4 separate regions of the Mus musculus genome follow, and regions 1, 3 and 4 are each linked to region 2. The links are chromatin loops, found by intact Hi-C in ENCODE. Cell type or tissue: heart. All regions are shown on one strand. Region 1 holds the start of Cttn (cortactin). Region 2 holds the start of Fgf15 (fibroblast growth factor 15). Region 3 has its middle 8.9 kb from the start of Gm34964. Region 4 overlaps Fgf3 (fibroblast growth factor 3).

What was found. Hi-C counts contacts between places; a loop is a spot of excess contacts. Peaks named below come from ENCODE experiments on the same cell type or tissue, not always from the same donor. Only the 100,000 strongest peaks of a DNase experiment are listed, where the experiment ranks them.
Region 1: a loop joins it to region 2, with 2.7 times the contacts of the local background. A loop is called at or near these places in 2 of 42 quality-filtered maps.
Region 3: it touches region 2 in a loop (7-fold over the local background); 35 of 42 quality-filtered maps call a loop at or near these places.
Region 4: a loop joins it to region 2, with 6 times the contacts of the local background. A loop is called at or near these places in 21 of 42 quality-filtered maps.

The regions. Positions count from the first base shown.
Region 1 is chr7:144,466,358-144,474,357 of GRCm38, forward strand. Cttn (cortactin) reads right to left here and starts at 4,578. Exons shown (of 18, transcript NM_007803.5): 1 at 4,332-4,578. In heart, a CTCF peak has its summit at 3,017; DNase peaks (open chromatin) are centred at 3,234 and 4,424; H3K4me3 peaks cover 2,739 bases; H3K27ac peaks cover 3,036 bases.
Region 2 is chr7:144,891,243-144,899,242 of GRCm38, forward strand. It overlaps Fgf15 (fibroblast growth factor 15), which reads left to right and starts at 5,290. Exons shown (of 3, transcript NM_008003.2): 1 at 5,290-5,689; 2 at 5,874-5,977. The coding sequence starts at 5,437. Gm26793 (a long non-coding RNA gene) reads right to left here. Exons shown (of 2, transcript XR_003946907.1): 1 at 5,834-8,000; 2 at 2,879-5,663. RefSeq lists a promoter at 1,715-5,375, enhancers at 3,876-3,922, 3,897-4,439, 3,897-4,248, 4,269-4,301 and a cis regulatory region at 5,142-5,156. In heart, CTCF peaks have their summits at 3,180 (motif pointing left) and 4,792; DNase peaks (open chromatin) are centred at 4,789 and 5,369; H3K4me3 peaks cover 2,864 bases; H3K27ac peaks cover 1,203 bases; H3K27me3 peaks cover 6,558 bases.
Region 3 is chr7:144,793,709-144,801,708 of GRCm38, forward strand. No RefSeq gene overlaps it. Among named protein-coding and RNA genes, the nearest start is that of Gm34964, 8.9 kb to the left of the region's middle. In heart, a CTCF peak has its summit at 4,924 (motif pointing right); a DNase peak (open chromatin) is centred at 2,503; H3K27ac peaks cover 855 bases; H3K27me3 peaks cover 7,078 bases.
Region 4 is chr7:144,841,741-144,849,740 of GRCm38, forward strand. Fgf3 (fibroblast growth factor 3) reads left to right here. Exons shown (of 3, transcript NM_008007.2): 3 at 835-1,608. The coding sequence ends at 1,248. Among named protein-coding and RNA genes, the nearest start is that of Fgf3, 7.1 kb to the left of the region's middle. In heart, a CTCF peak has its summit at 4,610 (motif pointing right); no DNase peak of the experiment used is centred here; H3K27me3 peaks cover 5,159 bases.

The sequences.
Region 1 (8,000 bases), 420 kb before region 2:
GACTCCGCAGATTCAAAGACCTCACCCCCCATACTTAGCCAACCCCCCCCACCAACCCCAAATGCAGCTGAGATCTCAGCCTCTGTGGTCGGCACCTGCCCTGCTCGCTGTACAGCTGAGATAGAACATTTCTTTCCCATTCTAATGTATGAAGGCGGAGGGCGACAGAACTCTGTCACTGCATTTAGAAACCGAAGCCTGGCATGGCAGCACACGCCTATGACTCCAGCTGCGGCAGAGACAGGACAGCCTGCCTCTAAAAGCTAAAACATGAGCCAGCACAATGGCACACACCTGCGATCCTAGTGCTTTGAGGTAGAGGCAGGGGGACCAGAGTTCTATAACTCCCATCCTTAGCCAGCCTGGGCTATGTGAGACCACCTTTAAAAAAACAAAACAAAACAAAAAAACAAACAAACAAACAAACAAACAAAAAACCCACTAGTCACAGCCCATTCATCAGGGCTGGGAGATGGCTCAGCAGATACAAGTGCTTGCTGCACAAGCCTCATGACCTGCACTTGATCCCAGAATCCATGTGGAAAGCCAGATATGGAGCCAGTGAGCAGCAATGCTGGGGTTGAGACCGGGGTCTTACTCCACAAACACTCTGCAACCCAGCCATGTCCCTAGCTGTATGCTCAATGTTCTCAACTTCAGAACCACGAAAACAACCAACTGAAAAATAAGTCTGTGTAATCTGGGATCTAAATAAGGCCCCTGTACCCATCTCTCACACACCAAAGGACTGAAATGAACATGAATGCTTCTGACTGCAATTTGCTGATAACATCTCAGATGTTATGTTAAGAACACAAGGATATATATACAGCCGGGCGTGGTGGCGCATGCCTTTAATCCCAGCACTTGGGAGGCAGAGTTCAAGGCCAGCCTGGGCTACAGAGTGAGTTCCAGGACAGCCAGGGCTACAGAGAAACCCTGTCTCGAAAAACCAAAAAAAAAAAAAAAAAAAAAAAAAAAGAACACAAGGATATAAAAACAGAATAAACACACTGGGAAGTACTCTGTGTATGTCTTTCTGTCTGCCTTTATGTGTCTATGTGTATGGATGTGTCTGTTTGTGTCCATGTATGGGTCTGTGGAGCAACAAGTGTGCTGTGGTGTGCTTATGGAAGTCGGAGGATAGATAGCCTGAATCTTTCCTGCCACATATGTCCCAGGGACTGAACTCAAGGTGTCAGGCTCAGTGGCAAGTGTCCTTTGCCCACTGAGCCTTCTCATCTAAATGCTCAAATGTTTTTTGGTTCCTCAAAAGATAACCACCAGAAAACCAACAAGAACCTGTATGGCAGCATATAAACTAGAACCCAGCACTCAGGGCGCTGAGGTGGAGGCTGTAGAGTTTGAGGCTAGCCTGGACTACAGAATGAGACCCTGCCAAGAAGCAAACACGTGACAGGATGACCTGTGGAAGAAGAATGGTTTTCAAATAATGGATTCCGAATATATAAAGAGCACTTACTAATCATTAGTTAAAAAGATAGCTAACCTGTTTAATAACAAAGATGCCAGGCACAGTGATAGGGGACTGGGGGAATGACACTTAAACATAGGAGCTCAATGGAAGGATCTCATCTCAAAACAAACAAAAAAGGAAACGGAGGAAAAAGGCAGGGCTGGAGCTCATGGGTGGAATACAAGCTTTGTGTGTTCGAGGCTCTGTACTTGATCCCCAGCAAATGGGATGTGGGGGGTGCTGGCAATGTGGGAGGAGGGCTGAGAGGAGAGCTAATCAGGGGAAATTCGAGGCTAAGATATCCAGTTTCGTTCTTTTCTAAAGGACAGAGCAGAGCGGCCCAGCTTGATAGTGTGTGCCCACAGCCTATAATCCCAACACTCAGGAGGCAGGAGGATGGCTGCAAGTGTAGGGGGCATGCTGGTGTACGTAGTGAGTTTCCGGTTAATCAAAGCTATAGAGATCCGTCTCAAATGCATCCCAACCACCACCAAAAAGGGAGTGGGAGGGAGGAGTAGAAAGAGAGACACATACAGACAGACAGACTCCAGGTTTGTTCCTAGGCTGGCCAGAACTCCTTGGTCTTAAGGTCCTCTGCTTCAGCATTCCCAGCCACTGGGACCATGGGCATGCACATTCTATGTAGATCTCTGAGAAGGCCAAAACTGTTTGTGGTGATGGCTGTACAACTCTGAATACATCGATAACCACTGAACCCTTCAATCGGGTGATCACGTGTAGGGTGAAATATCAATAAAGCTGATAGAAATCAGACGGGGACAGAGAAAGCCACTCAGCCCCACACAGCCAGCACGAAGCTCAGTCAGAGAGGACCTAGTCACAGGATGGAGGAATCCACCATCTTGAGGCCCTGAACCTGATACCTATAGCGCAGCGGAGCAAAGGTGGCTGGGTCAGGAGTTGTTATGGAAAGGGCAACCCCCACCCCATGCCTATGGAGGCCAGTGCACAGACGGAGTAGGCTAGCCTGCCCAGGACTCCATTAAGAGACAAGCTGGTAGGCAGACACGACCATGCCCAGGACAAAGACCAGGGGCACAAGGAGGTAAGGATGCTCAGGACGGTGCGGAGTTATGCCAGGTGCCTTCCCGACTAACAGGTCAAAGTCTGAAGGGCCAATTAAATTCCCTGGCATTTTACAAGGTGTTAAAGGCATAACTGTCATAAGCCCTCAATTAAAGGTCAGCTCTAGGGCCAGGGCTAAAGTTGGGTGGAGAAGCTGTCTAGCAAGGCCCAGGGTGCTCTGGAGACCTAGTACCACAATCAGTTCTTCAACCCCACCTCTGCACTCTTCTACATCTGAAGCTCCCACAAAAGCTGCTTCTCCCTCCTTCAAACTTCTGGTGACAACCTTCTCAGTCAAACAGAGAAGCAGTGTTGACTCAGGGCCTGAACTGGTGACTCACTCTGGGTGAGCCAGCAGAGGCCTGACCCCTGGTGGACGCTGGGGGAGGGGGGTGGGGGGTGGGCTGTAAGTTCTGACTGTGAGGGTCTACTGGGTGGTGAGGACTTACTGGAGCTTGGGCTACTTACTGGCAAGGCCCAGGCAGTGCAGCCAGGGCAAACCACTAGGAAGGGCTAAAGCCTCTGCTTGCTTCACTGGGCACAACAGGGAATTCCTTCTCCCTGGCCACAAGTCCCCATCCCTCACACGGACCAAGAGGAAACAAAGGAACATACCAGGCCCAAACACCTCTGCAGTGACTGGGCACACACCCAGGAGGAGGGGCGGCTGGATTCCAGGCTCCTTAGCTCCAGGAAGCAAGCTAGGCGCTTGGATTTCCATTGACCCCATTGCAAATTTCCCTCAGGTGCCCAGGCCTTTCCTCAGATGTTGGCCTCTCAGCCCAGTCCTGAGGACTAGAGACCAATGCTGGAACCCGGCTGCTCAGCCTTACCAACTTCCTACAGGTCCTTGGACCCTCATAATTCCACTGGGTTCTGGAACCCCAGGCTCCCCAGGCCCACCAGCTTCCCCCAGGCCCTCATCATTCCACTAGATTCTAGAAGCAAAGTCCCCTTACCCCCACCAGCATCTCCCAGGCCTCAGGTCTACATTCTTTTCCCAGGTTCTGGTACTCTGACTACCACAGACCCATAATTATGCACTCTGACCTAGAACACCCCAAACCGACTTAGCACTTCATCCTGGGTTCCTGCTCTGAAACCCCACCCCTTTCTTTATGTCCAAAATTCCTAGGGCCTGTGTCCTAGGGCCCGCCCCCTCAGAGCCAGACCGGCTGTGCACCCCTAGCTACTCCACAAATGACGGGATGAACGGCTCAGCATTGGTGTCCGAAACCTCCGATCCTTGCCCAATACCCGGGGCTCCGACGTCCCCATCCAGACCCTGCGACCCGGGACTTTGAGCCTCCAATCCTGGCCCTACACCCCGAATCCCGAATCCCAGCGCCACACCACAACCCCAACCCCCCGATTTCGGACCCACACCGCGAACCCTTGGCCTTGACTCTGCACCCCGGTTCCCCCTCCTAGCACTGCACTCCAACCCCCGATCCTAGCCCTGCAGCCCGGGTCCCGACGCCCGACCCCAGCCACACACCCCAAGTCACAATCCCGGCCCCACACCGCGAACACCGGGTTTTGGCCTGGAATCCTGACTCAGGGGTCCCAGCCCTACACTCCGAGGCCTCGACCAACAGATCCTGGCCCTGCACCCCTGGGCCCCGACCCTGCCCCGCACTCGGATCACCTGGGCCCAGTCCAGACCCTGTACCCCAACCTCCCGTCCAGGCCCGGCACCCTGACAACTCATCATCCCACACCCTTCCTGTCCCCCAGCAGCTCTCTAGGACGCCCATCCCCCGCTCACCGCACCAGCAGGGTCCACCAGGCTCCCGCCGCGCCCCGCCGCTCCCTGTGCCCGCTCACTTCCGGTTCCGCGGAGGCGGGGCCGCATCCGGGGCCACGCAAGATCCCGCCCTATTCCAGGCCGTCCCCGCCCCGTATTCCTGTTAGCTGATCAAGAAAGCAGGATACACAGTTCCAGGACTCATAGGCAGCTCGGCCGCCAGTCAGCTGCGGAGATCCGATTTAGAAACACCCGTCAAGCCCTGTCCAACACACATTCACCCTCAACCCAGCTTCCAACCATGTATCCACCCTGCAACTCTCTACCCACGCATGGATCTACACAGCATCATTCACTCCCCTGTCAATCTTCTACCCACCAATCCACCAATCTGTCCTTCTGCCCATCTACCCATACACCCACTCATCTAGCCATACATCTGTTCATCCATTCTTCCATCTATCTGCTTCCTATTGTGATCAAAAAACTGAACCCTGTCTCGAAAAACAAACAAAACAAAACAAAACAAAAAGAACTGATCAAATACAGCTTGGGGAGAAAACTGCTTATTTGGCTCATAAATTATAGTCCATCACTGAGGGAAGGAAGTTAGAACAGGAACTCAGGCAGGGCAGGAACTGAAACAGAGACTATGAAGGAGTGCTGCATACTGGCTTGCTCAGCCTTTCTTTCACATCCCAGGTCTACCAGTGTAAGGGTGGCAACCCACAACGGTGGGTTGGGCCCTTCTGAATCAATCAGTAACCAAGAAAATGCCCCCACAGACTAGCCTACAGGCCAGTCTGATGGCAATTCATCAACTGAGGTTTCCTCTTCCAAGATTACTCTAGTGTCAAGTTGACAAAAACTAACCAACATGTCACCTATACACCCATGTGTCAACCATCCATCTACTTATCTATCCATCCACTCATCTATCTGTCCTAGTTGACATTAACTGTCAACTTGAAACAGCCTAGAATCACATTTTTTTTTAAAAAAATCTCAAATGTGTACTTGTCTTATTTAGGTTATTCTGTGGGCATGATTGTCTTGATACAGGAGGGCCAACCCACTGTGGTCCATCCCTAGACAGGTGTCCTGGACTGTATAACAAAGCTAGCTAATAAGGCAGCGGCCAAGTGGATCACTTAGAGGCCAGTCTGGTCCTGATCAGCCAAGTGAGGGATTCTGTCTCTCCTGCCCCCCTCTCCAGAAGGAGGAGGAGGAGAAAGGAGATGAAAGAGGGAGGTTAGGGATGTAATTCAGTGGTAGAGTGCCTGTCTAGTATGTACAGGGCCCTGGTACCAACCTTAGCACCACAAGGCAGAAAACAAAAGGCTAAACTGTCAAAATTTATGAATAGATCAGGAAGGAAAAAGAGATGTCAGGTGTCAGAGGAGAATGTTCCCATGTGTGTGTGCACAATTCACATGTAAGTGTGCATTCAACTGCATGAGCACACATACAGAGGTCCAAGGACACATTCTGGCATCTTCCTCAGGAAGGCCACTCACTGCTTGAGACAGGATCTCTCTGGCCTGCAGTTCATCCACTAGGCTAAGCTGGCTGGTCAGCAGGCCCCAGAGATCCTCCTGTCTTTGCTTCTCTGCTGAGGGGATTGCAAATGTGCACCACTCCACCCACCATCCTCTCATTGGTTCTGAGGATCACACTCAGTCCCTCATGCCTGCAGAGCAAACACCCAGCCATCTCCTAGCATAGGGTAGTTGTTGTTGTTCTTGTTGTTTTAGTAAAACCATGGTCTCAAGTGTTTTGTTAAATAAAAACTACAGGCATCATTTTATACTAAGTACCTAAACCGTGCCCAACAAGTGGGGTCAGTCACTTAAGCTAAGTTCCACGTACCCAAGCTGAAAAGCCAAGCTCTATTCTTGAACCAGGGACAGTGGTGTGTGCCTGAGTCCCTGTGATGGGGCACCTGAGACAGGAAGATGGCTTTTGCCTGAGCACCATAGTTGAGAACTCACCTCCAAACCAGAGATTTGTTTACCCTTCTGAGAAGAGGTAGCAGCTAGAAAATCAGTAACTTCCAAATCACACAAGGACCCCCCTCTTGCTGTAACTCTCACATGGGAACAGCTTAGAATCAGAGGTGCAGGTCAGTGAGATGGCTCAGTGGGTAAAGGTGCCTGCCACCAAGCCTGACAACCTGAGTTCAATGCTAGTAAAATAAGTAGCCCACTGTGTGTCTTGGTTTCTTCAAACTATTCACTGGGGTGTACCTCAAAACTACCACCAAACAAACAACACAGCCTTCTCCCCTCAGCTCCAAAGAACTACTGACTCAACAAAGTGCTGCTATATTCTAGACTCAAAGTCAATTAAGATCCATCAACTAATGAATAATTTGCCCCCATAATATTCACAAAAGCCTGAGGTCAGAAGAACAAGTGAACAGTGTTTTCTGGCCACAGCAGAACTGCTGTACTCAAGAACTCCTAACAGCTGTAGTTGCTGGCACAAGATTAAGCCAATCAACATCCCAGAATGGACTGGGGATGGGGCTCCCACCACTAGCTCAGGAGCTATTGGCAGTTGATAGCTGCTGGAGGGGGTAAGACTGGTTTTGTTGATGGTATGGTTCCTGGTAGGTCAAGTAAGCATGCACACCCATCCACCCACCCACCGAGCCATACATCCACCTATGCAGCCCTCAGTCCATCCATTTACCTCCTCGGGGCTGGGATTCCCAGTGCACACCTCTGTTTGGCTTTTTCTGTGGGTGCTGGGGACTCAGGCCTCAGGTTTGTCCTGTAATCACTACTGGCAGAGCCATCTCCCTAGCCACCGCCTAGCCTCCCACATAGATCTTATTTGATTCAATAATGACGAAAGGAGTAAGATTTTCAGTCTTTTAAAGAAGTGGAAGTAAGTTGATTTGCAAGTATGGATCGTCTGTCTTTGAGGCCAAACAGTTTGTATCCTCCAAAGCTCAGCCCGAAGAGACCAGCGGTTTCAGGAATGAACCAGGAGCCCTGGAATGCAGAACAGGAAAGGCAGTGCACAAAGGTGCTGGGAGCTATTGGCCACTTCTCTGGAGTACAGGGGGATGGTGGGGGTGGGGGTAGGGGTGGAGACAGGCAGAGTGAAGGCAGGTCAGAGTCTGTTAGCAGATTTCCCAGCCTGCAGAGGCATGGAACAATAAGAAGCTCAAAGCAAGGGTAAAGATTTTATTGACCTTAGTGGAAGAAATAAGGGGTTTTGGGGTGAGAACAAATGTCTTGTATATATTTCAGCAAAATTGTTTGGTAGCTTGTAGCTTTGCTTCCCATGGTACTGTAGTACAAGAAGGCTAGGAGAAATACACTTTGTGGTGGTAATGACCTGCAGCGTTCCCATACCTGTCTCTTGCATCGTTTTTCTATTTTCCCCATAGTCAGCTTCACTTCACCCTCGGAGGACTGTGTGACTTCGTATCAATACACAGAGGTCCCTGAACCTCTGAAAGGAGGCAACTCTGAAGATACCTGGCTCTTAGTCTAGTGACACTAATGTCAGCTTCTGGACCAATTGTGCTGTGAAGATGTTAAGCCAGGCTTAGTGGTGCAGGCCTGTGACTCTAGCCTTAGGAAGACTGAAGCAAGAAGATGACAGTTCTAGGCCAGCCTGAGTTATACAGCCAGCTCTTGTTTAAAACAAAACAAAACCAGGCAGGAGCAGTAGTGC
Region 2 (8,000 bases):
GTCCTAGAACTCACTCTGTAGGCCAGGCTGGCCCTTGAACTCACAGAGATCTGCCTGCCTCTGTCTCCAAAGGGATGGGATTAAAGGTGTGCACCAGCACTGCCCAGCTTTGAACTGTCTATCTAGCCGAGAAAGGCATTGAACTCCCGGTCCTCCTGCCCTACCTCTGGAGTGCTGGAATGACAGGTGTGCACCATCACATCTCACTCTTGTTCATGTCTTGAGCCTTGGCTTCCTGCCTTGGGTGCTCTGAGGAGTCAGTATCCATGGAAGTCATTGTTGGTCAATGGTCATCTGTTCTCCACTCTTGGAGGTATCCATACAGAGGCCAGTGGCCCTGTGTTGAGATTCTAGCCCTGCTGCTTGCCAGTGGCCAGTGTGGAGAAAATTGTCCCCTTCTGCTTGGCATAAGCATCAATAGAAGATAGACAGTGTCCATAAATGGCTGTAGCCATTCTCATAGAGGCTGAACATTGCTTGGGAGGTATGGGGGGATGGTGGTGCTGGTCTGGAATAGGAAAAACACCATGCTGCCCTTCAGGAGAGTCTTCAGATGGTGCCAAGTGTGTCTCTGGCCATAGTTACTTATATCATCAGGGCAAGAACATGACTCAAACTTCAGCACTGTATCCCTAGGGATGTCATATAAACACACGTAGAGCCACCAGGCCCTAGTTCAAGAGGAACAGAGACTGTGACTCTAAGTGGCTTGTGAGGAAACTTCCAGAAGGATCTCTTAAAACAAACAGAAGGCGTGGGAATCAGGCACTGGAAATGGGGAGATTGCTCTGCCCACAGGGATGCATTTCTACCCTAGTGACTCCACCCACCTTGCTGGGCTCCTAGCAACATCACCAGCACCAGTTCTGCAGGCAGACAGCAGGAGACTGAGTCATGTAAGTTAGGGGCCTCACAGGCCCTAGCTCACTGGCATCCTAAACACTGGCCTTCAGGAAGGTAACCTCTGAGCTCTGGCTAGCACTGCACTCCAGAGTCTCCATCTAAATGACTGACAGCCAGCACAGCTCAGAGGAAAGCAGCCTAAAGGGACACAGGATAAGGAGCAGAGGAGGCAAAGCCCTTTGTCCATCCGGCTAGTGGATCCTTATTTCTCCTCCTGACCTTTCTCATGGCCGTGGGATGGCACCCTGCACAACCTCGACTGGGCATTGGCTCTCATACCCTGGCCTGCCCTTGGTGCCCTTGGGAAGCCAGCATGAAACGAGCCCATCAGCAGAGCACATCGCCATGGGGATGGGAGCCCTTAGTGGTGAACTCAGGGATAACTGACTGTGAGTTTTCACAGACCCGGGGTTGCCTGTGGTTGGCTTGCCTTCATTCTCTGTGGGCCCAGCCTCCTCCAGTTGAGGGCAAGACACCACATTCTCAAAGAAGCTCTGCAGCAATGTCCTCTTGCATTTTCTAGATGGAGACACTGGGTCAAAGGTTATTTCCACTACACCCAAGGGATCTTCCCAACCGATTTTTGTAGGTATGATTTAAAATAAAATATACCCTCTCACAAGTTTCCATTTTCCAAGCTGAGAAGAGTCCTGGAGACACTTGGTGACACATACTTCCACCATGACATGAGTATGGTGGCCCTGAAACACCCGGAAAACAGTTTGCTGGGCACATTCTATGTAGTGTGTCTCGACAATGGGGAAAAAAAAAGAAAAAGAAAAAATATACATATATAGCAGGTTCAAAATTAATGCATCTTTAAAATTCGAACACGGCTCGCTCTGTAAAAATTTAGAAATTACACAAATTCCACCCCCCCAACCTGATTTGAAGGGCACAGTTACTTATGTGCCTGTTATGCCCATGCCATAGTGCATATTCAGAGGTCAGAAGAGAACCTGTGGGGGTCAGTTCTCTCCTCCCATTCCTTGGGGAGTGAGCTCCGTCTTCATCAAGCACCTGTATCTTTTAAGTCATCTTGCCAACCCTCTCAGAGCGTTAACAAATGTTACTCCCACACTCATGATATGGGACATTTTGGTACCTATAGCCACACTCTTCCCATCTTTCCCCTTTGGCTGTGGCCTGGCCTTCTGACTCTTTTCCTAAGTTTGACACTGATGGCTCAGACCTGTCATCCCAGCACATGATAAGCGGAGGCAGGAAGGAGGATTGCCTTGAGATCACAGCCAGCCTGGCTGGGTCTCATGGTGACTTCCAGAACAATAACAACCACCAAGCAAAATAGAAACCAAAAACCAAAATCAGGACGTGAGAAGGGGGGTCGGGGCAGTTCTCAGCAGTTAAGAAGTTTGTTTGCACCGGGCAATGGTGGTACTCTCCTTTAACCCCAGCACTTGGGAGGCAGAGGCAGGAAGATTTCTGAGTTCGAGGCCAGCCTGGTCTACAGAGTGAGTTCCAGGACAGCCAAGGCTACACAGAGAAACCCTGTCTCAAAAAACAAAAAACAAAAACAAAACAAACAAACAAACAAACAAACAAAAAAACCCAAGAAGTTTATTTGCCTGTTTTTAATTTTTAAAGAGATTTATTTCATGTATGTAAGTATATATGACGAGTACACTGTAGCTGTCTTCAGACACACCAGAAGAGGACTTCAGATCCCATTACAGATGGTTGTGAGCCATCATGTGGTTGCTGGGAATTGAACTCAGGACCTCTGGAAGAGCAGCCAGTGTTCTTAACTACCGAGCCATCTCTCTAGCCCCAGTTAAGAAGTTTACCGTTCTCCCAGAGGGCCTTAATTCATTTCCCAGCACCCACATCGGGGCAGCTCACACCCAGCTCCAGGGGTTCATCACACCTCTGGCATCTCTGTCTTCATTCATCAGCATATCCCACACACACAGATAGACCCACATATACCCCCCCCGCCCCCATATATGGAACTTTCAAAGAATAAAAAGTTTTGTGGCCTTTTGTTTTGTTTTTGTTTGTTTTCAATCAAACAAAAAAGCCCCTAAACCAAGCCCTTCTGGCCATCTGTCCAGCATGGGCCCCGAGAAAACAGCAGAGGCCACAGGAGTTCTGCCACTGCTCCCCCCCATACCACACAGTCCCTGAGATGACAGATTAGAAACCCAGTCTCAGCACCACACAGGCTCTGGAGATTCCTGGGGACTAGATCTGCATCCAGAGGCCGCAGAAAGCAGCAGGCACCTTCTCTTTCATCAAGAGAGTCTATAAAGTAACAACAGCGCCCCCTGCTTGCAAAAAATCGCTTTCCCTTTTCTTTCTTTCTTTCTTTCTTTCTTTCTTTCTTTCTTTCTTTCTTTCTTTCTTTCTTTCTTTCTTTCTTTCTTTCTTTCTTTCTTTCTTTCTTTCTTTCTTTTCCTTCAATTTTCTCCCGGGGAGGGGGGATATCCCCAAAACCTAGGAGTGGTGATCAGAATTTCCTGGGCACGCCCACCTCACACCCTGCGATTCGTTCCCACATTGCTGTAATTATAAAAAGCCACTTAATAGACTCTCGCTCTCCGTGTGAAAAGCACAGGCTCTTCTATACACAGAGAGATCTTAGGACTCCTATGTCTACTCTTCCAAACAACACAAGTTAAGCCCAAAAGCAGGCTGATGTAACTGGCAAGAGTTCACCATGTGCCCAGGGAGTAGCCATCTGTGGATCCACTGTCACTCCTGTGCTCTGAGACAGGCCATCCTGCCTTTGTCACAAACAAGGCTCCATCTTCACCTCTTACGATGTGCATCCTTGGGGGCGCTCTGTCACTTTCCAGAGTCCCATTTTCTACCTTGTTCAGAGGTGGAAGTAAAACCCGCCCTGGAGAAGAATGTTCTTATGGCGGCCCCCAGTGACCCAACAGACTTTCCTCTGATCACTCCATTACCAACATCTCTAACTCTTCTGGGAGTCCCTGAGAAGGGCGCAGAGTGGGGATGGGGTGCTGCCACCCGCATGCCACCCTCCAGCCCAATTTGGGGGGACTCTTCAGTAAAGCCTCTGCCAACCTCCCTGGTACCCCACATTTATCACGGACATTAAAACAAAAGCGTCAGGAGAAGGCAATTAAGATTAATAGCCCGCGCTGTCGATTGAGAATCACAAGGGAGAAGTAATTAGATTTTACAGGAGACATCGCTCTCTAAAACAAGCCTCACAGCATGGGAGTCCCCGGTCCTGAGAGCCTTCGGTGATGTCTTTTTGTAAAGGCTTTCCTGATGACATTCTCCCAGAGCTCCGTCATTAATGCCAGTCACTGATGGCGTCTGAAAGTGGCGTGTTCCTCATTGAGATTCATCAGATCTGCCATTTCTCTGCTGTCCCGCCCCTGCAGACAGACCTCCCATCACCACGGAGCTAGGCCAGTACCTTTTTACCCAAACCAGCCTCCTGGGGCCCCACATACAGGAGTTGGGGGGTTGGAGGCATAATGAGAAAGGATAAGCGCTGAGCCAAAGCCCCCTGCGAGGACCCTTTCTTTCAGGCAGGGGAATTCTCTGCAGGCTGCCTCCTTTTCTTTGCAAGAGCGGCTCTAGGAGAAGCCCCCATTCTCCTCCCACCTGACCGGCCGCCAGCAGCGTCCACCGTTGCTCCTAGCTGGCCCCCTCCTCTCCGGTACGCAGCTGTCCCCCGCGCACAGACTCAAGGGCCTGATCATCGACCCAAGAGGGGATCCCGCGGCCTGCCGTGCTTCTGCACGCTGGTCAGTCCACCCTTCTCAAAAGTCGCAGCCCCAGTGACATTCCACTTGTGGAGTCCACGCGCGAGGCAGGCAGAGGACGTGCAGACAGCGACTGGCAGCACATTGGAGACCGAAACTAGGGCTGAAGCGCCACCTAGTGCGTGCGACACGTTCTCACGAGGTCTCCACCTTGTAGGGCAAATATCCATGAAAAGGGAGCCTAGGTCTGGGGCCGGGAGAATGAGGGAGGGTAGGATCTGCGATAGCGTGCTAAAGGAGAGATTCAAGACTCAAACAGGGGGCTACGGAGGCAGAGCTCTGCGTGCCTTCTAGTCTCTGTGACTGTCCCACGCGCATCCCTCTGAAAGCCCAGGGCCTGAAGACCTCAATAATTAATAGTAAAATTAAAATAGCCTATTCAATAACCACCAAGATACTGTGCATTGAACACTTGCTCCCCAGGCCAGGGTCGCAAAGGGGGGGCTCCTCCTCTGCCAGATCTGGCCGGCCTGGGCGGGGTCACTGGGTTGGGGCTTGAATGGGTGTGTGCGGGGGGCGGAGACTTGATGCAATTAGGAGGAGAAATGCTCTGATGCCCGGGTCACCTACCCGCGGGGCCCGCGGGACGAAACGTATATAAGGCCGCGTGCCCGGAGCCACCCCACTGTCGGAGCAGTAACTCTGTGCGCCCCACGCCACAAGCGCCCAGTTGCTTTGTGGGTTGTGCCTGCCCTGCGCCTGCAACTTGAGTCCCCGCCGCATCGCAGTCTCCGCGCCACCTTTGTAACGGCCTTCAGGACCCCGAGGTGTCATGGCGAGAAAGTGGAACGGGCGTGCGGTGGCCCGAGCCCTGGTCCTGGCCACTCTGTGGCTGGCTGTGTCTGGGCGTCCCCTGGCTCAGCAATCCCAGTCTGTGTCAGATGAAGATCCACTCTTTCTCTACGGCTGGGGCAAGATTACCCGCCTGCAGTACCTGTACTCCGCTGGTCCCTATGTCTCCAACTGCTTCCTCCGAATCCGGAGCGACGGCTCTGTGGACTGCGAGGAGGACCAAAACGAACGAAGTGAGTATCATTCAGCCCGTCCCCTCCGGTCCCTTAGGACCCAGAAGCACGTGGGTGTGTCGCCGTGGCCTTAACATCCTCCCACCCCTGACTTCCAGACTGGAGCTGGGGAAGGGCGATGCAGTGTGGCCCCGCTGTACTCACGTGTTGCTGGGGCCCGGCAACATCTTTCTCTTGCTCGCAGATTTGTTGGAATTCCGCGCGGTCGCTCTGAAGACGATTGCCATCAAGGACGTCAGCAGCGTGCGGTACCTCTGCATGAGCGCGGACGGCAAGATATACGGGCTGGTGAGTGTTCCTCCACGCGGCGGGATGCTCGCGGCCGCGTTGGGTCCGTATTGTTTTTGTTTGTTTGTTTGTTCTTTCGCCTCCTGCTCAGGTCCAAAAGGAACTTCGAGGGCAAGGTACCAATGATAGTGGGGCTAATATTGCTCTTGCCCGCCCTGCGTAAAGTGATGGCCCCAGGCTGTAGCGGGGGAGCAGGGAGACCAGAGAAGCTGTCTAATCTTCCCAAAGACTGGGCTAACTGCTGAGTCCCATTCAGCTTTCGGCCCCTTTGATACTGAACAGGAAAGCCTCCTCTCCTGGCTTTGCGTGTTCGTGGTCCTCGATTTCCTCCCCCTCCCTCAAATAAAAAAGAAAAGAAAAAGGAAAGAAGGGTCTTTTCAATCAATTTTTCTTAGGTCCATGGTGTGATGCAAAAATTAGATACTTTAGAAAGTACCCAAGATGCTCATCTGCTTGTGACCTGGGGGAACTGGAGTGAGGCGAGATGGCTAGGTTCACATAACCCCTAAAAATCGGTAGTCATGAAGTATGTAGGCTAGTGCTCTGTAGGAATAGAGGCTGGGTTCAAAGAAGCCTTCAGCCCTACCTCTGGCAGTACCAGTGCGAGGTCCCCCAGTGGGGAAGGATGGCTACCGGACTTAACGTTTTTGTTGTTTTGTTTCTTTAAGAGTCCCCAAATTGTCTGTGGCTCTGAAGTTGATTTATCTACATGAAAAGACCACAGAGAAAGGAAAGAAAGAAAGAAAGAAAGAAAGAAAGAAAGAAAGAAAGAAGGAAAGAAAGAAAGGGGTCTGCAGAGAAAGGAAGGGGCTTCAGAGGAGGGGGTCCCCTGCCTGGCTGAAAGCTGACACCCAGGCCCAAGCAAATCTCCTGCCTGTATCTTCCTGAAGTCTTTATTTGTGCTGGGCAAGGAGTCCGACCTCCATTCTGCACTAATGTAAATAGTGTAGGAAGGCCCCATGGGAGCTTTGCCCCCCAATTCTAGTGCCACCCTGGATCTGGTGGGCATAATTCATTTCAGACTCTCCTTTTTAAAAATAGAAGCCCCATAATCCATTGTTTCTATATGGAAAAAAAAAAGAGTGACCAGTTGTCCATATGAATTCTCCAGGAGAAATACATCCTGTGTTTATCTACAGTTCACATTTTTTTTCAGGGAACATGGCCCCTCCTGCCTGGTGGCTCTGTCTCAGTGCCATCAGCCAGGGCAGGAGCAATTGGTTCCTGGAATTAGCCTGTTATCAGAGCCTTATCTGCCAACTGTCTTCTACCTGCAGTTCAATGACCTCTGCATGCTTAGGCAGACACAGCCTGTGCTTATTGAGCCATGTAGGCTCCCCAAGGGAATATGGCACCAGTCTGGGAGACTACCACTGGTACCTCAAGCCTGGGGACTAGGAATATTCTGGTACTTAGGATTAGGGACAGCTTCCCACTGCATTCATTTCCGGCCACCCACAGAGTGTGGGCTTGGTCCCTGGCATGGTGGGCGGGAGGAGTTGCGGATTATCCGGCAGATCCAGGACAGCTGCCGGCAGATCCAGGGGGCTTCTCTTCTCACAATGGTAGGAGACTCAACCACCTAAGCATTAGAAAAGCTTCCTGAGCTGCAGGTCTAGACAGAAAGGATCCCTTTATCCCTGGTCCCAGGCGAGGCTGCAGTTACTACCCAGAAAATGTAATCTAACCAGGAGCAGGGTTTTGGAAAGTTGATAATGATCAGATTTCAATGTCACTAGTTAAAAACCAGGAAGATTTGCACACTGCCAGCTTCTGCGTGGATATCCAGTTGGGGTGGATAATTGGAAAATTCCAATCTTCTGGAAGCGAAGGCAGGAGGAGTGCTGAGAGGTAAAGGCCTCAGAGTTAGAGCCTGTCTCAAAAAACATGACATGGCTGGGAAATTGAGCTAGTGGAGTGGTTTGCCTAGCACACTCAAAGCCCTGGGTTCAACTGAGCACTGCATAAACCCAGCTCAGTGGGGCTCCTTGTCATCCCAGCTCTTGGGAAGTGGAGGCAGAAG
Region 3 (8,000 bases), 98 kb before region 2:
CCCCTTCTTATCCAGGCAACCCTGGTGAAGCTTATTGAGACAAAATAAAGAAAAAGGCATGAAAGTAAAATGGGGTCATTGGAAAGGAGGGACTTGTGAGTGGGAGACAAGAGGATCATGGGGGTGGGTGTTACCAACATGCATTATATATGTATGCAAATGTCACAATAACAACTACCGTGAATAGTTGATATATGCTAATTGACAACTTTTTTTTAGCTTAGGATGGCGTGACATTGCTTGAGGACTGGGACAGAGGGCTTGGGTCCTAAGACTTGGGGTAGAGAGAGGTCTGCTAACAGTCCACTCTCCAGACCCAGAGGTCCTGCTGGGGAGTGGCTCCCCATCCTCTACCCCACTGCACAAAGGCTTAGCCTTAACATGGAAATCATCAACCTGGCCCCTGAGTATGGCAGAGGATAAGGCCCCCCTCACATATTTGGGGAACCCCTGGATGCTAAGAGGAAAAACAGCACAGTCCCAGGGACAGAGTACCGAACCCAGGCAAAATGGCTGCAGCGTGGTGTCACAGACCCGCTCTGAACTAGATCCCAGGATCTCTGACATGAAATGTGGGCTCCTGAGGGAATTGCCTTTCAGTTTGCAACATTTCAATCCCTGTCCCAGGTTTGTGAGTGTGGGAAAGAGAGCATTCTGCAGAGGGGGGCAGGGAGAGGCTGGGAGACACCTGCAAAGCCAGGAGAGCAGAGCCTTACTCCCACTGAGCTGAGAAGAGCTCCTGCCAGCCCTAGCTCACCTTGCCTGTAGGCTGACCCCAAGGTTGGCACATAGCACCTGCCTCTGGCTGTCACATGGATCTTGAAGTTATTGACCCTGCACACAGAGAGGCCTGCTCAAACAGGTCACTCAGCATCCTTCCTGGATGATGACCCAGCACACTGTACATCCGTGATCTGGAAGAAAGGGGTCAGAACCTTCCAGATGCCATCTGCCCATGGGTTCTGGCTCTCCACACCTAGCCCACATCTTTTTGCCTGCAGAACCTGGCCCAGCTGGCAGAACTTTGCACAGGTATTGTGGAGTCATGCTTTGGACCCTTCTCTTCTTGCCCTCGAGGGTTACCAGTGCCATTTCTCTGTCCCTGGGGAAAAGGTTTCCTAGTCTCCTGGCTTCTGGACTCCACTGGGCAGCCCAGGAGACATAGCAGAGACCAGAAAGGAGAGCACACGGTATGTGCCTGCTCTATGATAGGTGGCAGAATCCCCATCACACAAGCCCCCTCTCCTGCTGGGTTCTTAATACCATGGCAAGGTGGTGGTTAGTATTGATATCTTCATGACAAAACCTTGCCTCACCAGGGAGGCATGTGGATGAGGACGTTTCTAGATTAAGTCAAGGAGGGGAGACCCATCCAGAATGTGAGTAGCACCATCCCATGGCTGGGGACCAGGACTAAATAAAATTGAGAAAGTGAGCTGAGTGCCAGCATTTGTCTCTCTCTCTCTGCTTCCTCACTGGGGATGTCATGTGACTGGGCTGCCTCCTCACACTCCTGCCATCATGCCTTCTCCACCATGATAGGCTGCAGCCTCAAACTTAGTTTAAGGTGGCCTCGTCAGGTTTTTTTGTCAGTAAGAAAAGTAATTAAACTAGCCACCATCTCTTGCTCTCAATCCCCTCACCTGGAGTAGTCACCTGCTTCCACCCTGACAGACACAGAGGTCTCTCACAAGCAGCAGAATCACAGCGCTGGGCTAGAGAGAGTTTGCCTGCTTCATTCATTCCTTCTAGCAGGTTAATGCAGGACACGGGGATGAATGACAATGATCCCAGCACTGAGAAGACTGGGGCAGGAGACTGGGGCAGGAGGATCAACAGTCAAGGCTAGCCTCAAAGACCAGCATAAGCAACATGAGACCCTATCATCTATCTAAAAAATAAAAATAAAGTATTGGAAAAGTAGCCATTTCAAGCTGCTGTATATATGGGAGTTTTGTTTGCTTTGTGGGGGGCATGGGCCCCATTTTCCAGTATGGAAACTGACATGAATGTTCAGTGACTGTCAATATTTCAGTTCTAGACTTTGGGGTGTAGGAATCTGGGAGTCTTTTCTGAAACATGGATAAGGGACACATATCATGCTAAAATCCTGGGGCTCACCTTGCTGCTGACACAGGAATCCCTTATGGGGGACATGTCTAGGATTAGCCCAATTCAGAAGAAATCACAGTGCTGACTACTGTCCCTGGTGTGCTGACCATGGTCCCCTGGAAGGCAACTCCTCAGCAAATCTCGGTGGGAGCCATGACCATATCGGACCAGCACACACAGTCATACCCTCAAGGGCTTGGTAAGACTCACCACTGTGATATGCAGTTCCTGACAGAAGTGTGACCCCAGTGGCCAGAGCATTGCCCCAGAGTCACTGTTGTATTGGGGCCAGACACATGCATACTGTTTCCTGTCTGTCCACGGAGAAGAGAGGAAAGTCAGGACACTCAGGGTAAAGGAGTTCAGAGCTAAAAATATTCTCCGTAAATAAACAAGAGAGTCAGTGCTGGAGGCCGGCGTCAGGGGTTCTGGGTGTGCAAAGGCCACTGTTTATGGCTGGGGTTTGATCGTCCAGCGATAAGGGGTGGCAGTGTCCCTCAGGTAAATGGGTGATCTACATTGAGTCATTAACCTGCACCTGGCTCACCTGCCCGGCTGGAGGGGCCTTCTGGGAATGTCCCTTGTTTGACCCAGGCCACTAGGGTGTTTAGAACTGGGCACAGAGACTCCGCACCAGACAGCTATGGGGCCATTAGTGTGCAATAGCCCTCAAGCTGTTATCAGCTTCAACCCTAGGAAGGAGCAATCCCTGAACTGTGAGCTCCCAACAGTACTGTTTACAAGGGTGACCCTCTCTGTGGAATCCGGGCCTTGGTTCAGGAGTAAGGAAGGAAAGGGTGGCAGCTATGAATGAATCTGGATATTAGATTTAGAGGGTGGCCCCAGGGACCTCAGAGGCAGGACCATAGCAGAGCCTGCCTCTTGGCTGGACAATGGAGAAGATTCTATGTTTGGTAAAAGCCAGTGCTGAGCACAGAGCCTTGCACACAGCCAGTGTTTGGTCCCTGTATATGTCGTTCAGATATATGCATAGCTCTGCTCACTGCAGGGCCTGAGGTCACATGGGGGAAAGGTTCCGAATGAAGTACCAGGATAGTGGCTCAGGGTCCCAGGATGCAAGATTCCCACTGTCTTATTTCTCAAAATGGCCTCCTAACATCCTGCTTCCTCCTGCTGTGGGCACACTGGCTTCCTGGAGCTGAGCTCAAGCACTACCAGACTCGGGACAGGAACGTAGCCAGTGGCAGAAGGCACCAGTCACGCTCAGGATGGACCTCAGACACCCTTCAGAATAGGGTACTACCCTCATAGATGGGGTACAGCTGGTGCCTATCAAGGGAGGGTAAAGGACATCATGGTCCTGTCAGGCAGGAATCAGGCCTAGAGAGTCCCGCTGGCCTTGGCTATGGACTTCCATCACAGATGGCCCAGAACCTACCCGTTGGCCCAGCTCTCTCAGATTTCCCTGTAGGAAAGTGCCTGTGGTTTCCTCTCTGAGACCTTTTATTTATTCACAACACAGTACCAAAGAGTCTGGCAGGCATGTTGTAGGCCTGGAAGCCCTGCATCATCGTTCTCTCTCCCTCCCTGGCCCCCCAGCCTCAAAAAGGGACTTTTCATTCCAGCTCTGTCTCACATTAGAGTTGATTGGCAATTAGCAGATGTCGTGACCCTCCTCTGGGAGCCAGTGCACTAGCTTCAGACATCAGGTTCCCACCAAGCTCTGCCTGTTCTGAAGCTTCCTTCCAGGGGTACTCCAGGGAAATTAACATCAGCGTTCCAGGAAGGAGGGGAAAGCCCTTCAGAGCCTGAGAATGTCACCTTCTCCCTGGGAGGGAATTCAGCCGCCGCGTCTATCAACACGGAAAGATTAATTGGTGCCGAGTAAATTATCAAAATGCGTGAAGCAGGGCTGCCCGTGGCCATCACAGCACCACGCCCCAGATCCACGAGGGGCTGGGAATAGCCAGCTGCAGATTATTTTTCCCTCGGTAGGAGACCTCTTGGTCCACAAGGCCCAAGTTCAAGTCCAGGATGGGGCTGGTCTTAGACGGCACAAAGCCCACATTGTAGATGAGTCTCCGAGGGCTCAGCACCTAGCAGGGCCTTCTTGTAGGTTCATTTCCTTATTCCTACAGTTCTGCATTTGTCCCCACTAAAGCACAGGTGAACTGACAGGATCCAGTCTGTCTCAAAGCCCTCTCAAATAGGCAACAGATCTGAGCTAAAGGCAGGAGGCGCTCCAGGCCTCATGTGCTCCTTTAAAGTGTCTTAGTACCTGAGCAGCTCTGAGCCTTGTTCCTACAGGCTGCAACTAGAGACAGGGTAGGAAAGAGTCCCTGCTTCAAAACAGAGGATCCTATGAAGCAGGATGTAGCCAGGACTGCATGGGGTGCTACCCCGTCTTTTGAAGATGCAGATACCCCCATCCCCTGGGAGATTGTTAAGACACAGAAATAACAAGCAGGGTTCAGAGTCAGGTGTTGGGCCTGGTGGCCCTAGTGATTGATAGGTAGCTCTGGTTTGGGACCTGCCATGGGAGACAGTCCTAGCTATTTGTGACACATACAGAGTGGGACATATTAAGAAACTTTGTGGTGGCCCCATTTCACAAGTGGAGAGAGTCAGAGCTATAAGGGGGCTCTCAGTTCTTCCCAGAGAGCCCAACACCTGGGAAGTCTCAGCAACCTGGGTCAGTGGGCTGGGGAGAGCCCCCTGGACATCTCTTGCACTCCGAGATACAAGGTTAAACAAGTGACTGCCCTGGGGCTTCTGCTGTGGGTCATGTAACAGTGGTGAGGGCAGACTTGGGGCAAACCCTCCAGAAGGAAGAGCAGCCAGGCCCCACTGCTACCACAAGATGGCACTGCTTTGTGAGATTTTTATTTTCCTTAGCATCCTGATTGGAGATGCCTGGGTGCACATGGGCATGCTCCTAGAATGCCCCTCCTGCTGCTTCTCTCTCTCTCTCTCTCTCTCTCTCTCTCTCTGTGTGTGTGTGTGTGTGTGTGTGTGTCCTGTGTCTGCAATCTGCATCCTTGATATGAGTCTGTGGCTGTGGTGTCTCTGCAGGACCACAAAAATCCCCCAACTCTAGAAAGACTGTCATCAATACCAGAGTCTGTTCTATGGTCTCCTTCAGACTCTACAGCCCCATGCTGACCTAGCAGCTGCCCTACGAGGCCACACAAAAGTTTTCTGCATGTTCTCTGGACAGCTGCACCACTCCACACTGAGCTCCTGTGGTCACATCTGGGTAGAGTGACCCAGACATAAGCACAGGGCATGGCCTATGATAGGGAGCCCCAAACAGTTCTCTGAAAATTTGTTTACTCCTTCAGCCAGTCTCTGAGGTAGGATCAATAGCCATCCTTGCTTATGATGTAGAAAGTAAGAGTACTCAAAAGCTGAAGCAGAAGAATTGCCTCAAGTTCCAGACCAGCCTAGCTGAAGTGTGAGACCCCAGCTCACAAAACAGCAAGAAGCAGAGGAAGAGGAAGAGGAGGAGAAGGAGGAAGAGGAGGTGAAGGAGGAAGGAGAGAAGGAGGAGAAAGTGAAAGAGAAAGATGAGACTAGGAAAAGAGGAGGAAGGAGACAAAGAAGGGGAGAAGGAAGAGGAGAAAAAAGAGGAGAGGAGAAGAGGGAGGAGAGGAGAAAGAGGAGGAGGAGAGGAAGAAGGTAATAGCTAAGGCATGAAGAGATTTAGTGTCACCAACTAGGTGACAAGTGGCAGAGGCAGCCCCCTGGCCAGCATCTGGTTGGTAGTCAGAGATAAGAGGGTACGTGATGCCCCTGGACTGTGTTGTCACTGTAGGGAGACAAATCCTCAACCCAGCATTAGCAGCGTGACTGTCCCTTTCAAAAGCCCCTGTCTCCCCATTTCCAGGAAGCCACTCTGACCTCTAAGCTCTGCAGCCATAGGTTGGCGTTCTGACCTGGTGGGCTTGGGTTGGTTTTGACCTGGTGGGCTTGGGACATATGCACTGTTTACAAGCCTGTGGGTGCTAGAGCCAAGGCTTTGAGAGCTAAAGGGACTGTCAGGAGTGCTGGACGTAGGATGTAGCTACAGGTTTGCAAAAAAATCACCTCTCTGTCCAGGGCCTCAAGGCTATAAAGTTCAACACCTTCTTGACACGTGCTTGGGATTGACCCACTGGCATAGTCTGGCCACCACCTCAGAGATGACAGTACAGTCACTCTCCAAATGTAAACACATACCAAGCCTGTGTATCAGTGAATTAAGGAGCTAGAGTCCCTTGCCTTGGGAAGTGAGGGGTTCTAATGAAGGTTGCAAGCCTGTCCACCCAGGGCCCTGCTAAAGAAGGAATGGTCCCCAGCCTGTTTTGTCCCCTCTGTGGCTTCTTAGTTCTGGACACTGAGCCAGTCTGGGCAGCAGGCAATTCACACTGTGAATTTCTGTGGAAAGCATTTTAGGGGTTCTGAAAGCCCTGTACATTCTGTGTTAAGGACAGAGGGCCTCCTGCATGCCCTGTGCTGCTGAGAACCTGCCAGCCTGGCCTGAGGATGGGTTCTAACCATCACAGTGAGCAGATGTTCCTGGGCCCCAGCTCCGCCATGGATCTGGTGTATTTCCCTTCCCTCTAAGAGGCCACCAGTGGCCCCAAATGCCTTGCATGTCCTGAGTGGCCCTGAGTGTCACCAGCCCACCATCTGTTCTTTTTCCAACAGGCCTGTCCTTGGTGAGGTCCAGCTGGGACCTCCAGCAGGACCCTCCTTGGCAGGGCCATAGGTGGCTACTCCAAGCCTAACGCCCTGTCCCCTGCCTCAGCTCTAGCAAGCATTCATTAAGAACCCTATCTCATCCAGAGCTCAGGTTCCAGCTGAGACCCAGGCTCTGTGCTCTGAATTATCAATAAAAACCATGATCGCTGCAGCCCCTGCTGTATACAGAGCATGAACTGGGGCTTCTGGGACGATGGTGTGGTGGCCCTGTTACTACCACAGGAGGGGTGGCAGAGAATGCTGATGGCCATGGGGGCTAAGCTTGGCTTATGCTTTGTAAAAGAAGGCCAGGAAAAGAGGGAGGAGAGAGGGAGGAGGGAGGAAAAGAAGAAGGGGAAAAGGAAAGGGGAGGAAGGTACATCCCTATAGGGGTTGGTCCCTCCCCAAACTGGTCATTACCCAGCCTTTCCTTGTCCCCACCCTCCAGATCTCTCCCTTGGGTCTTCTCTTCTTCAGGCTGTCCCTGACCATCTCTACCCTTGATGCGACCCCCACCCCTGGGGCAGACAGACTTTTCTTTCTGGGGGCAAGCACTGACCCTTTAGAATCTTTCTACCAAGCCTTTAGCAGATAGTATTCAGCGAAGGCTTCTTGACCAAATGAATGAAGTCCTGTCTCCAATCCCTGTAGCCACCAAAAGACCTGGCTCACTAATCCTCACTAAACAGGCAAGTGCTCCTGTCATGGGACTTGGGGACCAAAGCACATGAAGCGAGTTCTTATGCTCTAAGGTGGAAACTGCCAAGTGGCCCCTGGCCACTAAGCCACCCCTGGAATGTCTCAGGGGGTATAAATTAACGGTTTGGAGGTCCCGAGTGCTGTGAGGTCTGTCTCTGTGTGAAAGGAAACGGCGAGGTAAACTGTGCTGTTCTCCGACTCTGGGCTCGGAGGCATTAATTACTCAAATGAGTAAGTATTGAATCAAAGGCCTGGCTTCAAAAATTAAACTCAGATTAGCCCCTGCCGTACTTCCTGTAAAATGAAAAACATTTGGTTAAAGAATGGACACCGGGGTGGGAGAACTGGGAAGAAAGACCTCGAAGGCTTCGTCGTCCACTTCAGGGGCCACTGGCGCCCACAACCCTGCAGCCTGCCACACTGGGCATTGCAACTGCCAGCCGGGCTGCAGGTGGAGGTTGGCAGAGCACCAGGGAGAAGGGGCCCCAACTCCAGCTTCTGCTCTG
Region 4 (8,000 bases), 50 kb before region 2:
CCTACAGACTTGCAGACAGGTCCCAGCTTCTTTCAGCTGCTGGCTGGTGTCTAAGGCCTCTTCCTGTAGACCTGTCCCTGGGTGTCCTGGGTGCGTAATGTGGCTGCCTATGTGCTATATCCATGGGACAGTGACATTCCATAGTCAATCCCCACCTCCTGGAAGTCTTCGACCACAACTGCCCACAGCTCCCTCTACTGTAAAAGCAGGCTGAATGAAGTCAGCTCATCCTTCATGACAGTCTGTCCATTCATTGTCTATCATCCATCCATCCATCTATCCACCCATCTACTCAGCCTGCCATCTATCCACCCACCTACACACTCAGTCATCTACCCACACCTCCATCTATACACTCGTTCATACGTCCCAACCTATCATCCATCCATCTATCCACCCATGTACCATCCTTACACCCAATTATCTAACCACTGATACATTTATTTGTCTATCCACCTACACAGTCACTCACCCACCCAGCAACATACCTAGCTACCCATCCACCTATTACATCCACCTGCCTGTTCAGCCACTCACCAACACATCCATTCATCCACCCTCTGACACACCAGCTAGCCAGCCACCTCCAGCATGCTCTGTCTACCACATACCAAGCACTGAGCCAAGTGCAAGGCTGCAGCAAAAGGGGATAGTGGAAGGAAGTCACTTGGAGCAGGGCACAGACTTGGACAGGTTGGATAGCCAAGCTGCCTAGACAGTGGCAGGTGTGGACTGCTGGTCCAGGCAGCCTTAGGAGAAAGGGAGGCATTGGGGAGATGTAGCCCCATTGACATCATGGCTCCAAGGCTGTTGACTGTGGCTTCTGTCTCACAGGATCACTACAACGCAGAGTGTGAGTTTGTGGAACGGATCCATGAGCTGGGCTACAATACATATGCTTCCCGCCTGTACCGCACAGGGTCCAGTGGGCCAGGAGCTCAACGGCAACCTGGTGCCCAGAGACCTTGGTACGTGTCGGTGAATGGCAAGGGTCGGCCACGCAGGGGCTTCAAGACCCGCCGCACACAAAAGTCCTCTCTCTTCCTGCCCCGAGTGCTGGGCCACAAGGACCATGAGATGGTGCGGCTGCTGCAGAGTAGCCAGCCACGAGCCCCAGGAGAGGGCAGCCAGCCCAGGCAGCGGAGGCAGAAGAAGCAGAGCCCAAGTGATCATGGCAAGATGGAGACTTTGTCTACCAGGGCCACTCCAAGCACCCAGCTGCATACAGGTGGACTGGCTGTGGCCTGAGTGGCCACCTGGAAAGCCCTCTGAGACCAACTCCAGTGGGCACCCAAGATTCACTTGGAGCCCTGGCCTCCCCACCCTTGTCTTTGGGCTGGCTGCTTGGGGGACCAAGAACTTGCATGCCTTTTACAGCTTTCAAAGAGCAAGTGCCAGCTGCTAAGGGGCTTGAGTCAGAGACTCTGGAAGACTCGAAGTTCAAGATGTATGTGGAGTTACATGAGAGGGAATTCTTATTACAGGGGTCATCCTAATCCCGGATGGAGCCCAGCCAATGGCAGTCAGTCCTGGCAACCTGAGGCAGTGGACCGTGGAGGGGGCTGTGATTCACACATTAAAGGTGTCTTTCTGTCTTGCTATTTAACAGCTGGGATACAGACTTAGCATGCCCTGAGGCTCCAACTGAGATATTCTGTGGAGGGTGAAGAAGGCAGTGATCTGCGGGCTTCCCTGCAAGGTGTCAGACTGGCTGTGTCCTGAGAAAGGGCTGAGGTGCTACATGCAAGCATGTGTTTGTGGGTTCTTATGTCTGCAAATACCCACAAGCATGTGTGTAGAAGGGTGTTGGTGTATTCCTGAGAACATGTGTGTGTGAAGCATGCACACAAACTGGCCCTGAACTTTTGACTTCCAGGCCTCTGCCTCTCTGCGCGCACACACACACTCGCACTCCTGTATATGAAGCGTATATGTGTTTCTCTGGGAACTGTTTTTATCAGGTGAAGTACTTCCTTTGTTCTTGCTACCCACCTCCAGGGCTCCAGGATCTCCAGACAGCCAACCCTAAGACAGGCCCAGCTTCCTCTGTATCTCTGTGATGAGAACCTTGGCATAGAGCTGCCCTCACCCTCGGGATAGGGCTTATGTTCCCCGGAACGAGCCAGGCACCTCAACAGCTCCTGGGGAGGAATAGGGGACTGGGAAGTGTCTGTTGGCTAATATTTAAAACTGACCCAACAGGAGTCTGGGCCACTTCGGGGATCTGTCCCTTGCCCTTAGTCAGAGGCCAGTGGCTTCACACTGGGCGTGGGTTGGGAGGGAGGCAGGAACATTCATGTCCTGCTCAGTTCCTATCTACCATTTGACCCTGGTTGACACAACACAACCTTTTCTGAAAGGTTTTGCTAGATGTGAGTAGCTTACAGAAGGCCATGCAGGCTCAGGGAAGGCACCACGATAAGCCATTAGTGTCCTGATGAAGAAATTTGGCTGTAGGCTGGGACACACACACGCACACAAGCCCCATGGGGAGGCACATAGACATTCAGAGCATTCCACCAGTGAGATTCCATGTGGACCTGGGGGCTAAGTCAGGGTGAAGCTTCCACAGCTAAGTGGCTGGAGGCTGCCCTAAAAGCTCAGGAGGCACCGCAAGCAAGCCTTGAAAAACCTTACCCACCAGCTTGACCTTAGACTTCTGGCCTTCAGGCTGTGACAATACATTCCTGCTGTTTAAAGAACCATATGGTTGGTGATGTTTTGTTTGTTTCTGGTTCTTTTGTGTTGGTGTTTTTTGTTTGCGGGGTGTGTGTGTGTGTGTGTGTGTGTGTGTGTGTGTGTGTGTGTGTGTTGCAGTGCTAGAGATAAGATCTGAGGTCTAGAACATACCACACAGGCCATTGAACCACACCCCAAGGCAGCTGTGACATTTTTGCCAGCTTCCCTAGCACCATAGTACCAGGTATTGGGTAACCCTAAAAAGAAGACCCCGTAATGCAGGAAGGTGGGGGGGGGGAGCAGGTCAACTCCCAGACTCAAAGTCATCCAAGGAAAATTCTGGATCTTTGTGAGTTCAAGGCTAGCCTGGCCTATATAGAGAATTCCAGACCTTCCAGGGTTCTGTTGAGAGACTCTATCTTAATTTTTTAAAAAAATCTAAGGAGGAAAGAGGAAGATACTAGCCTGGTACCACTGGCCTCCATGTACACACACGTGAGCACACACACACACACACACACATAAATGCATATACCACACACACAGGGAGAAAGAAAAAGGGAGGGAAGAGACAGAGGGAGAGAGAGAGAGAAGAGAGAGAGAATTTTAGAATTTCAATCTCTCCAAGATGGGCATCAGCACCTCTTTGGCCCCTGCCCTTTTACCTTATGACCCCCGACCCTTGCTCACCTTCACCACTAGAGCCATGTTTGTTCCCAAACTCCTTTGCACGTGCCAAGGGCACTATTCTTCCCTCTGTTTGTCCCCAGATTACCCACTTCTCAACATTCACTTCTGAGTGCACTGGGCTGTTTAATCACTGAGTCCCTAGAACTTCTGCTCTGTGCCTCCAAGCCTGGAGCTTGTGACATGATTGAAATACTTACTCATAAACAGTGGGGGTAAAGGTGCCACAGACTAGGCTACTGCTTGCTGTCACTAGAGGTGAGAAAACCTGCTCAGAGAGTGGTATGTGGTTTTCCTGAGGCCACACAGCCCGTGAAAGACCTACTGGGCAAGATCTGGGGACTCTAAAGCCTGTCCTGCTACCTGCATGGTGCCAGGAGGAAGACAAGGGAGCAGAGCCTAGTGGCAAGAGCCTGTGGCTGCGTGTGCTGCTGTAAACTCCCAATCCTAACGCTGGGGTAAAAGGCAGAGACAGGGGGCTGGTGAGATGGCTCAGTGGGTAAGAGCACCCGACTGCTCTCCCGAAGGTCCGGAGTTCAAATCCCAGCAACCACATGGTGGCTCACAACCATCTGTAACAAGATCTGACTCCCTCTTCTGGAGTGTCTGAAGACAGCTACAGTGTACTTACATATAATAAATAAATAAATCTTTAAAAAAAAAAAAAAGGCAGAGACAGGAGGATCTTTGTGAGTTCAAGGCTAATCTGGCCTACATAGTGAGGCTCAGGTTAGCTGGGGCTGTATAGAAAGACCCTGTTTCAAAAACAAAACAGGAGAGGAAAACAAACAAACAAACATGAGCTGCATGAGACTCCGAGGTCACCCCAAAACTGTGCCAGGAGACAAGATACAAATATAAACACCAGCAGTGCCTACAACAGGGAACCGGGAGACTGTAAGAGGGTGGGGCCCTTTCCAGGTGAAGAAAATGTTCTAGAAAGGGCATCAGTGACAGGGCAGCATGCTCCATATAAACTCATCAAGGTCACAACTTAGACAGAGGGACTGTGCAGGCTGTTTTGATGGGGACCTGATGCTGGGACTCGAGCCCAGGTTGGTCTGAAACTTTTGGCCATCCTCCTGCCTCCAACTCCAGAGTATCAGGATGATAGGGGTGAGCCCTCATGCCTGGCCAAGTTGAGCGCTTCCAGAGTTGCATCTGGATAGGTCTGATGTAATTGTAGGGACTCCCAGGTCTTCCTGTGACAGTTCTGTGGGTCAGGACCACCCCATACAGTACTACTCCCTTCCAGCAGGTGGCAGTGGTCTCGGGGATGAGCTCAGGTGTGGAGCTAGCTGGGGGTGTTACTGTTTTCAGGCGAGGACACTGAGGTCTTTGCAGGTGATGGCTACCTGGGTGAGTCATGGCTGGTCACCCCAACAGGCTCAGGATTACCCACGATGGCACAGACACAGGAGTAGGACCTGGCAGGGCAGATGCTGGAGCCAGGAGAACCAGGTCAGGGATACAGCAGGGGTCCACTCTTGCCCATACCTCAAGGTGGTGGCTGAACTTGGAAGAACAGTGGGGCTGGAAACATTTTCCACGCTATGCTGTGGTGGCTGACTACTTCAGTTTCCCCGGTGGGACAAAAGGGGAACTGAGGCCCAAAGAAGAGAGGCTGCTTGCTTGGAAGTGGGGAAGGCAGGGCAACGGTCAGGCCCACTGTGGGCTCTAGGCCCCTGCTGGCTCACAGTGTCTCCTATGGTGCTCAGTTTCCTGTCTTGGACACTGACAAGCATGTCTGGTCAAGCATGGTGGTACAGGCCTATTGTTTCAAGACTGAAGACTCAGGAGGCTGAGGCAGGAGAATGAGTTTGAGGTCAACTTGGACAGCAAAGTGAAATCTGTCTCCAACCAACAACCAACATGGCTCTAAAAGACAGCCCCCTACCCAGGTTGTGCTCCCCAGATGGCTCTGGATATAGTGCCAGTGCCCCGAACTGCTTGGCAATGGTTGCCAGCCTTCCTAGCCAGGAACCCCTACTTTATTTTAATTTATTATTTATCTATTTACTTTTATAAGTACCCTTAGCCAATAAACCATCCCTCTAGTCCCTGTTTGTTTTGTTTTTTTTTTAAAGACAGGGTCTCACCATGTAGCCCTGGCTGGCCTGGAACTTGCTACACAGATCTGGCTAGCCTCAAACTCACAGAGATCCCCTGCCTCTGCCTCCCAAGTACTGGGATTAAAGGAGTGAGCTGCCACACCCAGATATGAATCCCTATTTAAGCATACCCTAATGCTCATGAACTCAGTGGGCAGATGAAGAGTTTTTGTGTGAACTGGGGCTTTGCCCTTATCATCCTGTGTGTTCTCCTGGTGACCCTCAAGCTTGGCTGCAATGATCCCCACTTACAGATGAGTACACTGAGGCATTGGATAGGCTCTGGCAGAAGGCTGGATCTGAGAGACCCAGAGGTAAGACTGCTCCATACCCATTAGGGCCCAGAACATTCCTACCTTTTTCCTCTATATTTGTTGTGTGATATCTGCTCAGCTGTGGCACAAAACGGCTGCTTAAGTCAAGCTTTCTTGGTGTATTGCATTTCTGAGCCTACCAGGGTGATGCTGTGACTGCTGGCACTGTGGCCACCTCCAGCATTAGATGAAGCTGTCTCCAGATGGTGGGGTAGGCCTGCTCGCTGCCACAGATAATACTCTGCTTTCCCACCCTCCACTAAGCACCAGCTCCATGCACCCTGGAGGGTGCCAGAGGGAAGGGCAGAGCAGTGTGGCCCACACCATCCAGACATCAGCAAGAGAGGTAAAACCAAAAGATGCTTTTAAAGTAACATGGCAGGGACAACAGATGATGCTCTGACCAAGACCATGGGGGTTGGGGGTGGAAGTGGACAGCATCCAGGCTGAGACCCAAAGGACAAGAAGACACAATGAGCCAGGCAGTGGTGGTACACGCCTTTAATCCCAGCACTTGGGAGGCAGAGACAGGCCTGATTTCTGAGTTTGAGGCCAGCCTGGTCTACAGAGTGAGTTCCAAGAGAGCCAGGGCTACACAGAGAAACCTTATCTCGAAAAACCAAAAAGAAGACACATACAAAGGCCCTGGGGGTTGAGGGGAAGACCTGGCAACAAGCTGCAAGGCCCGATCATGGTCTCAGCATTTTGTCCCCAGTTTGGCTGAGGCTAGGTACAGAGCTTACTCCACACCATGCTCCCCACACGCTGCCTGCTCTTACTGCTTTCCTCGCTGCTGCAGATCAAAGGAACATGAACACCAACAGGATTTGCCTTTTGAGCCCCAGAGCCCTGCTGAGGGTCTGCAGGATTATGGGTGATGTGCTGGGTCTCACTGTGTATCCCAGGCTGGCTTTGAACTAACTCTCGAAGTAATCCTCCTGCCTCAGCTTTCCGAGGCGGTGATTGTGGCAGATGTGAACTTGGTTGGCTTTCCTGTGCCAGCAACACATCTTATTGGCTGACATGGTATTAGTATAGTTCGCCTGTGACCAGTCTCAGTATGCCTCAGTTTCTCTGTTCACTGAACAGTTCCCTGTTCACTCCCCCACAACCTATGAGGTGGGCAAAGCCCAAATGGAGAGTCACACCTTTCATCTAGGCACTCTGGCGGGGTAAGCAGGAGGATCCAGCCAGTGCCACCCTACTTTATACAGTGAATCTGAGGACAGCATGGGCTGGCTACCCGAGACCTATTTTTAGGTTGAAAAATAGGATCAGCAAGGGTATGGAGAGGAGGCCCAGTAAAAAAAGGGCGCAGAGTTCCTAGCACCAGGGAAGAGTAGCTCACAATGACCTGTAACTCCAGCTCCAGGGAATCCAATACCTTCTGGCCTGTGCAGACACCTGAATACCTGTGCGCATACATGCACACAAACACGCACACATACATATCAGCAAAAATAATAAAATCTTTTTTTTTCTTTTTTTGGTTTTTCGAGACAGGGTTTCTCTGTGTAATCCTGGCTGTCCTGGAACTCACTCTGTAGACCAGGCTAGCCTCGAACTCAGAAATCCGCCTGCCTCTGCCCCCCCAAGTGCTGGGATTAAAGGCATGTGCCACCACATCTGGCTTTTTTTTTTTAATAAAATCTTTAAAAGTAAATACATGGCAGAGCAGCCAGTGTTTGTTGAATGCCTAAGTCAATGTTTGCATCCAATGTTCCCCAGATTCTCAATCTGATACCATCGCAAGCCCAAGACACAAAAGACAATGATCTCAGGCCTCCTTGTGTGTAGGGGGCTATCCCAACCGATTGCCATCCTGGGGGGGGGGTGTCTTTAAGGCTCACAGAGCTAGGACAGGTTGCCGAGAGCTCATGCCTACCCCAGGTCAGTCCCACATAAGTCGATGTTAATGAAGAGGCCAGAATATGAAGAGAGGTGGCTACGATGTCTCTGCCTGCACTAAGAAAGGCTGGACGTTGTCCAGGACCAGGTCAGCAATGATTGACATCTTAACAAACTCTAGAGCCTTAGATGGAGTAATGTTGTGTTGGGGGAACCTGGCTCTCTGATCTCAGGGGATCCTGGTCCATCTCTGAGACAGACACTTTTGTCCACAGACAGAGCTTCACAAGTGACCCACACACGGGTGACCAGCTGGGCAACTCTGGCACCCCTTCTGGCTGCCCCGGTGATTTCCCAAGGA